2 separate regions of the Homo sapiens genome follow, and region 1 is linked to region 2. A link is a loop called in an ENCODE intact Hi-C map of the cell type or tissue named here. Cell type or tissue: CD4-positive, alpha-beta T cell. All regions are shown on one strand. Each heading gives the region's core, and the rest is flanking DNA. Links, peaks and the distances in the headings are about the cores only. Region 1 overlaps ARRB1 (arrestin beta 1). Region 2 has its middle 34 kb from the start of NEU3.

Evidence for each region. Hi-C counts contacts between places; a loop is a spot of excess contacts. Peaks named below come from ENCODE experiments on the same cell type or tissue, not always from the same donor. Only the 100,000 strongest peaks of a DNase experiment are listed, where the experiment ranks them.
Region 1: a loop joins it to region 2, with 4 times the contacts of the local background. A loop is called at or near these places in 7 of 110 quality-filtered maps.

Annotation. Positions count from the first base shown.
Region 1 is chr11:75,277,996-75,283,365 of GRCh38, forward strand. ARRB1 (arrestin beta 1) reads right to left here. Exons shown (of 16, transcript NM_004041.5): 5 at 5,292-5,370; 6 at 3,967-4,026; 7 at 3,080-3,147; 8 at 614-749. Among named protein-coding and RNA genes, the nearest start is that of TPBGL, 40 kb to the left of the region's middle. RefSeq lists enhancers at 1-383, 1,966-2,841. In CD4-positive, alpha-beta T cell, for the core only: CTCF peaks have their summits at 2,365 (motif pointing right) and 2,564; a DNase peak (open chromatin) is centred at 2,356; H3K27ac peaks cover 567 bases.
Region 2 is chr11:75,020,639-75,026,008 of GRCh38, forward strand. It overlaps a transcript of NEU3 not described here. Among named protein-coding and RNA genes, the nearest start is that of NEU3, 34 kb to the left of the region's middle. In CD4-positive, alpha-beta T cell, for the core only: CTCF peaks have their summits at 2,455 (motif pointing right) and 2,655; a DNase peak (open chromatin) is centred at 2,433.

The DNA.
Region 1 (5,370 bases), core at 188-5,187, 260 kb after region 2:
AAGAAGCAGGGAAAGGTGAGGATGGGCTCACCAGCTCACTGAGGGAGCCAGCTCTGAATCCCTACAAAAAGACCTCAACTTGCATCTTGCCCCAAGGCACTTCCCTTCAGCCATGCCCCGAGAGAGAGGGGGTGCCCACACCTTGAGGAGGGGCCAGCCTAAGCTCACAGCAGTCAGCTGGGTTTGATTCAGAGTTTGAGGGGAGGCCCTTCCTTCTGCAGGGCTTGTCGCCCTGACGCTCAGTGTTTGGCAGGAAGGTCACGGCCCCCCACCGTGCCCCCTCTGCAATGCTGGTTGACCTTCAGCACTCGGCCTGAGGCAGGCAGCTGGTGGAGGTGTGGGGGAGATGTCCAGGACCTTCAGGAAGGTCTGCTCCTCACTTCGGAAGTCCATCACATCTCTCAAGTTCATGCCCCCTTTGCCACTCCTTTAGGCCCAAGAGGCTTCTCCAAATCCCCCATGAGAGGTCTCAGATTCCCTGACCCCTGTGGTCCTTGGGCTGGGGATAGAAGCTCCTACCTGAGGCATCCTTGCAGGCCAGGAGAGAGCTGGGATCTGAGGCCCAGGCCCTGGTGGAGCAGCCCCCACCCCCTGCCAAGTCCGAGCCTCCTACCTCCTTATCCAGAGAGGCTTCTAGGTGCAAGGGCTTGTCCGACATGAGGAACTGCCTGGTGGTCTCGGCTGTGGGCTGGGGGCCAGGCCTCTCTGGGGCATACTGAACCTTCCGGATGACCAGACGCACAGAATTCCTAATGGAGATGGGCGGAGTGAAAGAGGACCAGGGTCACCTGCCTTCATCCCCTCTCCTTGCGAGCCTCACATCATTCTCCTGCTCAAGAGACTGGCATGGCTCTCCATCACCTTAGAATCCAGCCAAACTGCAGAGATCAGCATAGGGGTCTGTCACCATCTGGCTCCATTCCATCCTCCCCTGTTCTGTCCCAGAAGTGCCCTGTGGCTGCACTTCATTTGGTCCTGGTACCCAGCAGGATGCTGAAACAGGGACTACATTTTTCACCTCCTGCTTCCCTATGTCACCAAATAGGTAACATTGTCACTTCCTGACTCCCTATGTCACCATACACAAATAGTGTCCCTCTGTCATCTATTTTGGTGACATAGGACACTATTTGTGTAAGTTCTTTAAGGACAGAAATTTGTGTCTAAGGTGTTCACAGCTGTACTCTCAGCACCTATGACTGTGCCTGCCATATAATAAACAACTGCCAGATATCTATTATGTAAAACTATGCAGAGGGGACAGCGGTCTCAAGAAGAAATGGGGCTTGGGGAGGCGTTGGGGTTCAGGGAGGAGGCGTGGATTCAGTCAGGGGGATGCAAGCCAGTGAAGGGGACAAGCCCAGGGAGGGGAGAAGGCCCATGGATGAGACTGGCTCCATGAAGATTACAGGGGATCAGGGAGCAAATGAGGATCTGGTGAGGGAGGGGGACTTGGTGAGGCCGTCTCTGTGGCATGCTGGGAATGCCGGCATCTCCGTTGCTCAGATAAGCTGCCTCCATTGCCTGTAACCAGGGAGCCAGGGTCAAACTCCCAGCTCTCCTCTTACTAACTATGTGGCCCTGGGTACATTAACCTCTCTCTGCCTCTGTTCCCTAATCTGTAAAGGGTGATGACAGAAGGACCTACCTCTTTTTCTCCTTTTTAAATTTTTATTAATTTATTTATTTTGAGATGGAGTCTCACTCTGTTGCCCAGGCTGGAGTGCAGTGGCGCAATCTCAGCTCACTACAACCTCTGCCTCCCAGCTTCAAGCAATTCTCCTGCCTCGGCCTTCTGAGTAGCTGGGGTTACAGGCATATGCCACCACACCTGCCTAATTTTTGTATTTTCAATAGAGATGGGGTTTCACCATGTTGGCCAGGCTGGTCTGGAACTCCTGGCCTCAAGTAATATGCCTGCCTTCGGCCTTCCAGAGCTCTGGGATTACAGGTGTGAGCCACCACGCCCAGCAAGGACGTACTTCTTAGAGCTGCTGTGAGGATTAAATTAGTTCATACAGCCCAGCACTGTAAATGGTGTCTGGCACCTAATCAGCCCTTGATAAATGATAGCTTCTATATCATTATTATTAGTAACTCCTTGGTGTGGATTTTAAATGTCCCATTGGTGGTAGGGTGAGAGGGGTGGCTCTCGATGTCACCTCCTCTTTCTTGTGCTTACCAAGCCTCCTCCCACATCCCACAGCACCCTTCCTCTTCCCTGGTCTCAGGTCTTAAGAGGAAAAGGGAGACAGAGAAGCAAGGGAGAAAAGTCCCATCTCCTCACACACAGCTGCCAGGGCTGCAGATGCAAATGCATGCAATACACCCTATAGCCACCAGGTGGCAAACTCAGCCCACGCCCTAAAAAGGCTGCTGTGCCCTCAGCCAACCTCCTCTGGGACCAGTGCCTCTGGATGCAGGCACATCAGCGTCGAGGGCCCACCAGCTATTCCAGGAGGCAGACAGAGCACAGCCCGACCCAGGAGGGGCAGGCATGAGACATCCGGGCCAGCTGTTTCTGGCTGCCAGCCTGGGCTCTCTGTCTGCCCGGGCTGTTCTTCTCCAGAGAACGCTTCCCATCTCTTAGATGTGGGCCGACCTCCCTGTCACTCTCCCCTGGATGGGTTCACTATCTCCACTTCCTCCTCACTTAGAAGCTGCCATTGACACACACTCCACTCCTGCTGAACGCCTCCCAGGAGGAAAACTGGAAAATGAGAATGGTCAGGAAACAGCCTGCTCACTGTTTAACACAATCTGAATTTAGGGTTTTTCCAAAACAAATTAAAAAGACATGCAGTCTGGAGGGGATGAAATGAGAGGCAGGGAGATGAGGGAGGAAGCTGCCACAATGGTGCAAAGGAGAAGATGCTGCAGCCTGAACCCAGGCAGTCGAAGCCACCTCCCCAAGGAAGCCCTCCGTGACCTCCCAGCTTCCAGAGTGCCCTTCCAAGGCTGGAATGTGCGCCCCTCCTCACACACTTCCAGGTATTGTTACTTATCTCCTCTTGGACTTTGCCCATCCTGTCTCCCTCCCTCACCCAGCAGGCGGCCCACACCCTGGCATCCTACTCACCGCTTGTGGATCTTCTCCTCCAAATTCTCCGCGCAGAAGGCTTTGACTTCATAGTCCACACCGCAAGCCTGTGGGGAAGGGGTCACTGACCACAGGGCCTTGGAGAAGCAGGGTCCCCAGTACACAGCCAGCCCACCTCTCATTTTACAAACGAGGACACTGGACAGGAACACCAAGCTCCCACAGCCCAGCCTTCCTTGGTCTGGAAGAAGCGGGGGAACGCCCTTGTGCTCAGCCCCAATGCTGTGCTGCCTCCTCCATCTGACATGGGACATCTCGAACCACCCAAACGGGGCTCTGCTCTTTGGATTCCTGCCTCAGTCTGGGTGGCCGTCCTCATCCAGGCAGCTGCCCAGAAATAGCAACAGGCACCTGAGCAGACTGGGGGCGCCTACTACTGTGTGCACACCCGGCCCTGGGTGGCTTATCCGGTATTCCTCTAACAAGACAAGGAGGCACGTGCTGTTATCTCCATCTTGCAGATGAGGAAGCTGGGCTCAAAGCTCTGGAGCTAGTGGTGTCACTTCTCTCCAACCCTCAGTTTCCCCATCTGTGAAATGGGGATGATCGCACTTTGATTCCAGGTTGCCAGGGGTTACATGAGGCCAGGTGTAGGTCCTCAGAACACTTTGGTCCTGTTGCAGCCAACGCCACCCAGGAGAGCCTCCAGACCCATCACTGAATGGGAGAGTGAGGCTGACCCCGTACCTGCTGCCCTGTCTGAAGAGAGACTGGTTGTCCAAGGTGGGACCAGCTTAGCCTAGACACAAAGACTGTTCAACAGGGAGAGTGGTCCTGTGTGTCCAGCACCTCCCAGGGAGAAAGCCAGGGACCTGGGGACATGAGACTCCTGGAGCCAGAGAGATGGTCCCCTTGGGGTGACCTACCTTCCCCGTGTCTTCGGGCCCCGGCTGCAGTGTCACAGAACATGGAAGGTTTGGAGGGATCTGTCAAGAAGAGGACAGAACGAGCCACCTGTCACATCCACCACTGTCCTGTCTCATGTATTGCAGCCCAGACACTCCCATACACCCATCAGACCAAGGGCCCCAGGGGACAGGCCATGTCTATCCCATCAGACCATGCCAAGCCATGCCCCATCTAAAACTCTTTAGATAAAGAGCTTTCTTTATCTAAAGGGTTTGGCCCAGCCCAGTCCTCGCAGCAATGGTTTAAATAGATCTTTCTATGATGTCTACTGTGGTTGGCAGAATAATGTTCCCCAAAGATGTCCACACCCTAATCGCCCAAACCTGGGACCTTAATGACAAAAGTGACTTTGCAGATCCAATTAAGGCCTTGAGATGGGGACCGTATCCTGGATGATTTTGGTGGGCCTAGTATAATCACAAGAGTCCTTAGAAGTGGAAGCAGGGGGCAGAAATGTCTGAGCCACAGTGATGGGATGTACAAAAGACTCAACGGCCACTGCTGGCTTTGACAATGGAGGAAGGCACTGTGAGCCAAGGAAAGCAATGCTGGAAAAGGTGGACGCTCCCCGAGGGCCTCCAGAGGAGCCAGCCCTGCCACGCCTCCATGGTAGCCCACTGAGACCTGTTTTGGGACTTCTGACCTCCAGAGCTGTAAGCTCATACATCTGTGTTGTTTTAATTGCTGCCGAGTTTGTGGCAATCTGTTTCAGCAGCCATAGGGAGCTAACATGTCTACGTAGAAAAGGTGACTCCATGACCCTCTCCACTCTCTCAGCCTCCAAGAAAGGGAGAGACCACACTGAATCTCAGAATCAGAGAGCCTAAGAAACTTGAGATTTTGAAATCCAGCATCTTAAAGTCTCTGATTTGAAAGGTGGTGGGGCAGACAGATCACCTACTTGCCATCCCTCTCTTGCGAGCTGGGTTGCTGCCGGGCAAGTGGGGAGCTGATCTGAGCGGGAAACCCCTTGCAGTGATGCAGGGTCCAGAAAGGGCTCTTTCTTTCTCTGAAGCCCCTTAGCACCCCCTTTCTCCCACCAATGACCTGGCCTCAGAAGGGTCTGAGGAGTAGCCCAAAGGTACAGGTGACAAACCCCAGCAGGGGCTGGAGAAGAGACACTTACCAGGTAACACAGGTGACAGTGCCCCAGGTCCCAGCATACACTGGGAAACTGGGTGGCAGGGAGCAGCTGACCCTCACCGCCCTCTTATGCCCACCCCAGAGGGCTTCCTAGAGGTGGCATTTCTGGAATGGGGCCCCAGGGATGGCAGTTCCTGACCTCAAAGGTGAAAGGGTAAGCGTGCTCGCCCAGCTTCTTGATGAGGCGTTCCTGCAGCCGCGTCAGGGGCTTCTTGTCC
Region 2 (5,370 bases), core at 324-5,323:
TGGAACTGTAAGTCAATTAAACCTCTTTCTTTTGTAAATTGCCCAGTCTCGGGTATGTCTTTATCAGTAGCATGAAAACGGACTAATACAACTAATACACCACTCTCATGTCTGGGCAGGGCCAGTGGGCCTGGGAGGCAGAGTCTGTCAGTGGGACTGGGGCAATAAGGGGTCTCTCTTGTGTCTGAAGGAACCACAGTGACCCACTCAGGGGGCCTAGAGGCAGTGAAGGCTGTGGGCCTGCCACATCTTGTCAAGACTGCTCAAGCAAGTCCTCACTGCTCCTCCAGCTCCCTGCCACCCTCCAATCCATTCTCCCACATAATGGCTCCTTCGCCAGAAGGATGAAGACTTTATGTGGGTGTTCAGGGCCTGATCTCTCTACCCCATCTCCACAACAGTCCTCCATACACAGCCCAATGTTCCTGAACAGGTCACAGTATTTATGCCTCTGTGTACACCTTGCTTTGTCTGAAATGCTCTTTCTCCTTCTTTGATAGAATTCCTCCTTTTCCTCTCAGGATCTAGCTTAAATGTGCCATTCACGGGGGAGCCTGCCCTAACCCCAGATCAGGTAGGCCCCACTTCTGGCCTTCCACTGTGCCCCTTCTAACGTTGCACTGCCCATTCTGTGTGGAATGTTCTGTTGCTATATATGGCTCCTTTTCTAGACTGTGAGCTCCTCAAGGACAAGGACCACATCTGATCCTTTCTGTGTTCCCAGTGCCCAGCCTAGGGTCTGGCAGAGAGTATGGGCCCCACAGAGCTTGTTGAATTAGTGTGTATGTAAGTGAAAATGATAGGGTGGGCAGTTGTGGGTAAGTGGCGAGTGGCAAGTAGGTTTGTCCCCAAGCCTGAGAGGGTCACCTGAATTGGGTACAGAGTTGAGAACTCATCATTTTGGTCTCTTTTACCAAATGAGATTGGGTCTGAATTTGATTAGGACATGTTATCTGTAAGACTGCCTGGGGCTAGCAAGACAAAAGTCTAAAATCTGAGGTATCTGTAAGGAGTAGTCAGAGGAGACCATGGGCCCTGCACAGCTCTGTCCAAGGCTTGGAAACAACTTCAGGTGGATAGGTATGGATAATAATACCGTAGTCAGTCCTTCCCATGTGGGAGTGAGGCTCCCAGCGAACAGTCCCACAAATCCCAGAACAGTCCCTCTAGTGAGTCAGAGATCTGGGTAATATGGAAGTCCTCAGATTGTCTGCTCCTCCACCCTTCTGGAATCACACTTTCCCTCAGTTTCTTAAGATGTTGCAAGTCATCGGCCGGGTGCGGTGGCTCACGCCTGTAATCCCAGCACTTTGGGAAGCTGAGGCGGGTGGATCATGACGTCAGGAGTTCAAGACCAGCCTGGCTAAGATGGTGAAACCCCTCTCTACTAAAAATACAAAAAATTAGCCAGGCGTGGTGGCGGGTGCCTATAATCCCAGCTACTTGGGAGGCTGAGGCAGGAGAATTGCTTGAACTCGGAGGGCAGAGGCTGCAGGCAGCTGAGATCACGCCACTGCACTCCAGCCTGGGCAACACAGTGAGATTCCATCTCAAGAAAAAAAAAAAAAAAGATTTTGCAGGTCATCATCCTATATTCTGGGCGAAGCATAGAGTCTTTCCCAAGAGCCTGAGAGTTCCTGGGAGCTTATATTCTGATCACCTCTCACTCTTAATTCCTGCTGCTATTGCATTCTTGTGACTGTGACTGAGTTGTTTTGCTCCAGGCTCTGATGCTGCCCTTGCTGCCTCTTTCCCCAAAGCACCAGGTGCAAGCATGTGCACGTAACAGACTTTCCTTCAAGAGTTGAGGGTAAGGAAGTGAGTTATAGCACAATGCAGAGCCGAAAGGCAGAGCAGGAATCATTACCTGCTTTGTACAAAAGAGGAAACCAAAGCTTAGATATTAACCAGGTGACTTGACTAAAGCTATACAGCAAGTTAGTGACAGAACTAGGCCTGGAATGAGCTCTCCTGATCCAGACTCTAGAGTCAGCATTTCACGGTTCTGAACATCTGGAATCCAAAGAGCTGTCCAGGTTTAGGTTAAGAACAGTTCCACACACACAGAAAGACGGTCCTGGGTGGCAGGCAGTGAAAGAAACCTGGGGAGCTGGGGATCTCTATGAGCGTGGCTCACCTCCCCCTCTGTCTCCTGGAGCTGACCCTTGCTCATATCCTGCGGGAACAAGACCCAGGTGGATCAAAACTTTATTGAGGCCCTGCTCAAGACAGGCACAGTAGTGCAGTAGGTTTAATCTTCACTATGGTTCTGCAAGGCTGGCAACATTATTCCCCATTTTAGTTGAGAAAACAGTCTCCAAGAGTGGAAGTGACTTGCTCAAGGTCATACAGATAGTCAGGCCTGGCTCTGAGCCTGAGGACTCCCAGTCCCCGACTCTGCTGCAAGCTCCATGGCATTGCCAACATTGACCACCAGGTGGCAATCTCCCCCAACTCCCTGCAGGCCACAAGCACCCTGGAATTTTAAGCAGTAATGCCTATGGTTGGTGGCAGAACAGCAGTCTCTGCCTGGATTTTCAAAACTGCCCTGAGGCAGTTTTATAACTCTTTTGTCCCAAGGGGAAATTGATGTCCAAGAGGGATGGTGGCTTTACAGAGGAGGAAGTTCTATGTGTGTGTGCGTGTGAGCATGAGATCTGCTTCTGGTTCCAAGGCTGGTGAATTCTGCTGACCTATTGTTAGCTGGGAGTTGGTGGGCATGACTTTCCTGGCACGATGTTCAGTTTCTCCTCTGTGCCTGCTGTTGCCAAGCCTCACTCAGAGATGGGCAGCCGAGTTTTCCTTGGACTCCCATCAGAGGCCCAGGGCCCAACCTCTTGTTTAGGTGGGGTCAGACTTACCTGGTCTGAGGCCATCTGAACAGCCCTGTGGATCCTTCCCCTATTTTAATCTGTGTGCTTCTTTGTATGGAGCCATGGAAACTCCTATGATCTTCCATGCCTGCCTACAGCCAGGAAACACTGGGAGAGAGTCCTGTGCATTCTTCCTGCAGTACTCACCATGTTCCCTTCAGGCTCTGCTGGATGGACCAGACCCTCTCAGCAGGCTTCCCGCCACTGGATACCCCTTTACCTCTGTGCTGCTCAGTGGCAGTCCCAGGGTGGGCCTGTGAGTTCTCGGCACAGCAAACTTTCTGCCCAGATGCCAGGGTGAGGCTCCCTTTCTGGCAGGCACGCCCAGCTTCTATGCAGGGCTTGGGCACATTCTCCATTCCCCATCATGGCAGTGACTCTCAGCACAAACACCGCAGTGTTCACAAGGCCACCCCAACTTCTCCCCCCTTCCCTCCTATGTCCTCTCTTTGTGTGTGTGTGCACGTGTACGCTCCTTCATGTCTCTCTTTACAGAGTGTGGTCTTAGAGCCTCTTGTCCTCAGCTTTGGGCCTTCACTGCAATTCCACAAATCCAGAACTCAAGGAAAGTCCTGCTATACGTCCTGTCAGGTAAAGGTAGTGACAGCTCCCTTGCCAGATTCAGAGGAGAGTTCCTGGGAGTTTCCTGAACGCAGGGCTGTCGTTTGAGCTCTGTGTTCCGAGCACCCAGCACAGGGCCTGCATGGGACAGGCCCCAAGGGGAGGGAGGTGGTTCTCACATGAATGAAGGGCCCTGAACTAGAGCAAGTTAGCCTCTCAGAACACAATGAGTCCCCTTCTTCTGTAGGGCACCACACATCCCTCTGCAGAAACTGAGGGAAAGTGGAGAACAGAGCAAATAGTGATAAAGGCAAGCAGCACGCAGTCATTATGTCAACGTTTCTCAAGTTTCTCTCATGCATGTGCCTCCTCCATGATTTTTGCTAAATCCATGGATTCTTAATAATTTTCTTTAGCATATTTTATGAAAATACCTAATTCATGGTCTCCTAAGGAATAATATTCATGAAATCACTGGTTTGATTTATCTTTCCTAATATACATTAAATTATATACATACCTATTAAAAAATAGCAAAGACCACTGAAGTAGGTCATACCTACCACCAGTGAGATGTATACTGCACTTGGGTTATTTAGTTTTCACAAAACCCTATAAGGTCAATCATGCTTTTTCTGTCTTATAGGTGAAGAAATTGAAGGTCAGAGAATTGACTTGGCTGAGGTCACACAGTCTTCTGATCTTTGGCCTACAGCCTTTATAAAGATGGGAGAGGGGAAGGGAGGAGCAGGTGCTTGGGAGATGATGGGGGAGGGAGGCAGCTGCCACTGAAAAATGAAAGAAGATGGTGAAGATAGGGAGTGGGGGGCAGGACTCCATGTCAGAAAGGCAAATGACCTGAGTCCCAATGTCCTATGCACAGTAATGGCCATGAAAATAGCTGCAGATTTGCCTGCATTTGTATGACCAAGATTTATTGTGCCAGCAACTCCGGTAATTGGATGATGAAAGCACTGCAGCTGGGACTGTTGGCTGGAGATTAATTATTAGAGAGAGGAGGTAGGATGGGGAGTAGCCTGGATGGTGCCCAGCTGTGGAGAGACTGGAACCCACTAGAAGAGCAGGCAGGCAGACCTCAGACATCTAGTGGACCCTCCTCCCCACTCAGCTAAGACCCAGGGAGGGAGGCAACTGGACTGGGCCAAGGCCACAGCCATTCCACAGCAAGGCAGGATGAGAGCTCTTCTCTGAGTGAAGTTGATTTTCCAGAAAAGATGGGCAGCTACAGCAGCAGGAAGGGCCTGCACTTGGAGTCTGAGACCAGAGGGGAAGCCTCAGCTTTGTCTCTTACTTGCTATGTGGCCTTAGGAAGGTGACTTAGCCTCTTCGAACCTCAGTTTTCCCAGCTGTACGATGGAGATGATGGCATTGACTTTACTAGGAAGTCATGAGGCTCCAAGATTATTGGGTCCTGTTTAGATCTAGGACCCACTCAGGGACAACTTTCATTCTCACCCCCTCTGCTCAGGTCTGGCCCTCATCCTTCCTGCCTGGGTCCTGTGAACCCCTTCCCTGCTCTCTCATCAAGCCCTAAAACTTGATCCTTAGCCACTGTGGGGACTTTCTGCGTGAATGTCAAGTCTCCCAAGTAGGAACCTAAAAGGGACTGGGAGATGGGGGGCAGGGGTGGATCCCAAGAAGAAGTCATTTTCCCTCACAGCCTTAGTTTTCTCATCTGCAAAATGGGAATAGGCTTTATTTGGATTTATTCTGTTGCAAAGAACAGCAAACCACTTGAGCCCAACCAAGTGGGTTGGGGAAGGAGCCAACTATGGGGACTGGAACTGGAACCTGCACATTGGAAGGAACACAGGCCACTTGGGGCTAGCTTCTCCTCCATCTCTTTGTCAATGGGTCTCTGTTGCTATCTGCCCATCTTCCAACTACTCATAGGTGGATTCTTTCCCTCTCTCCT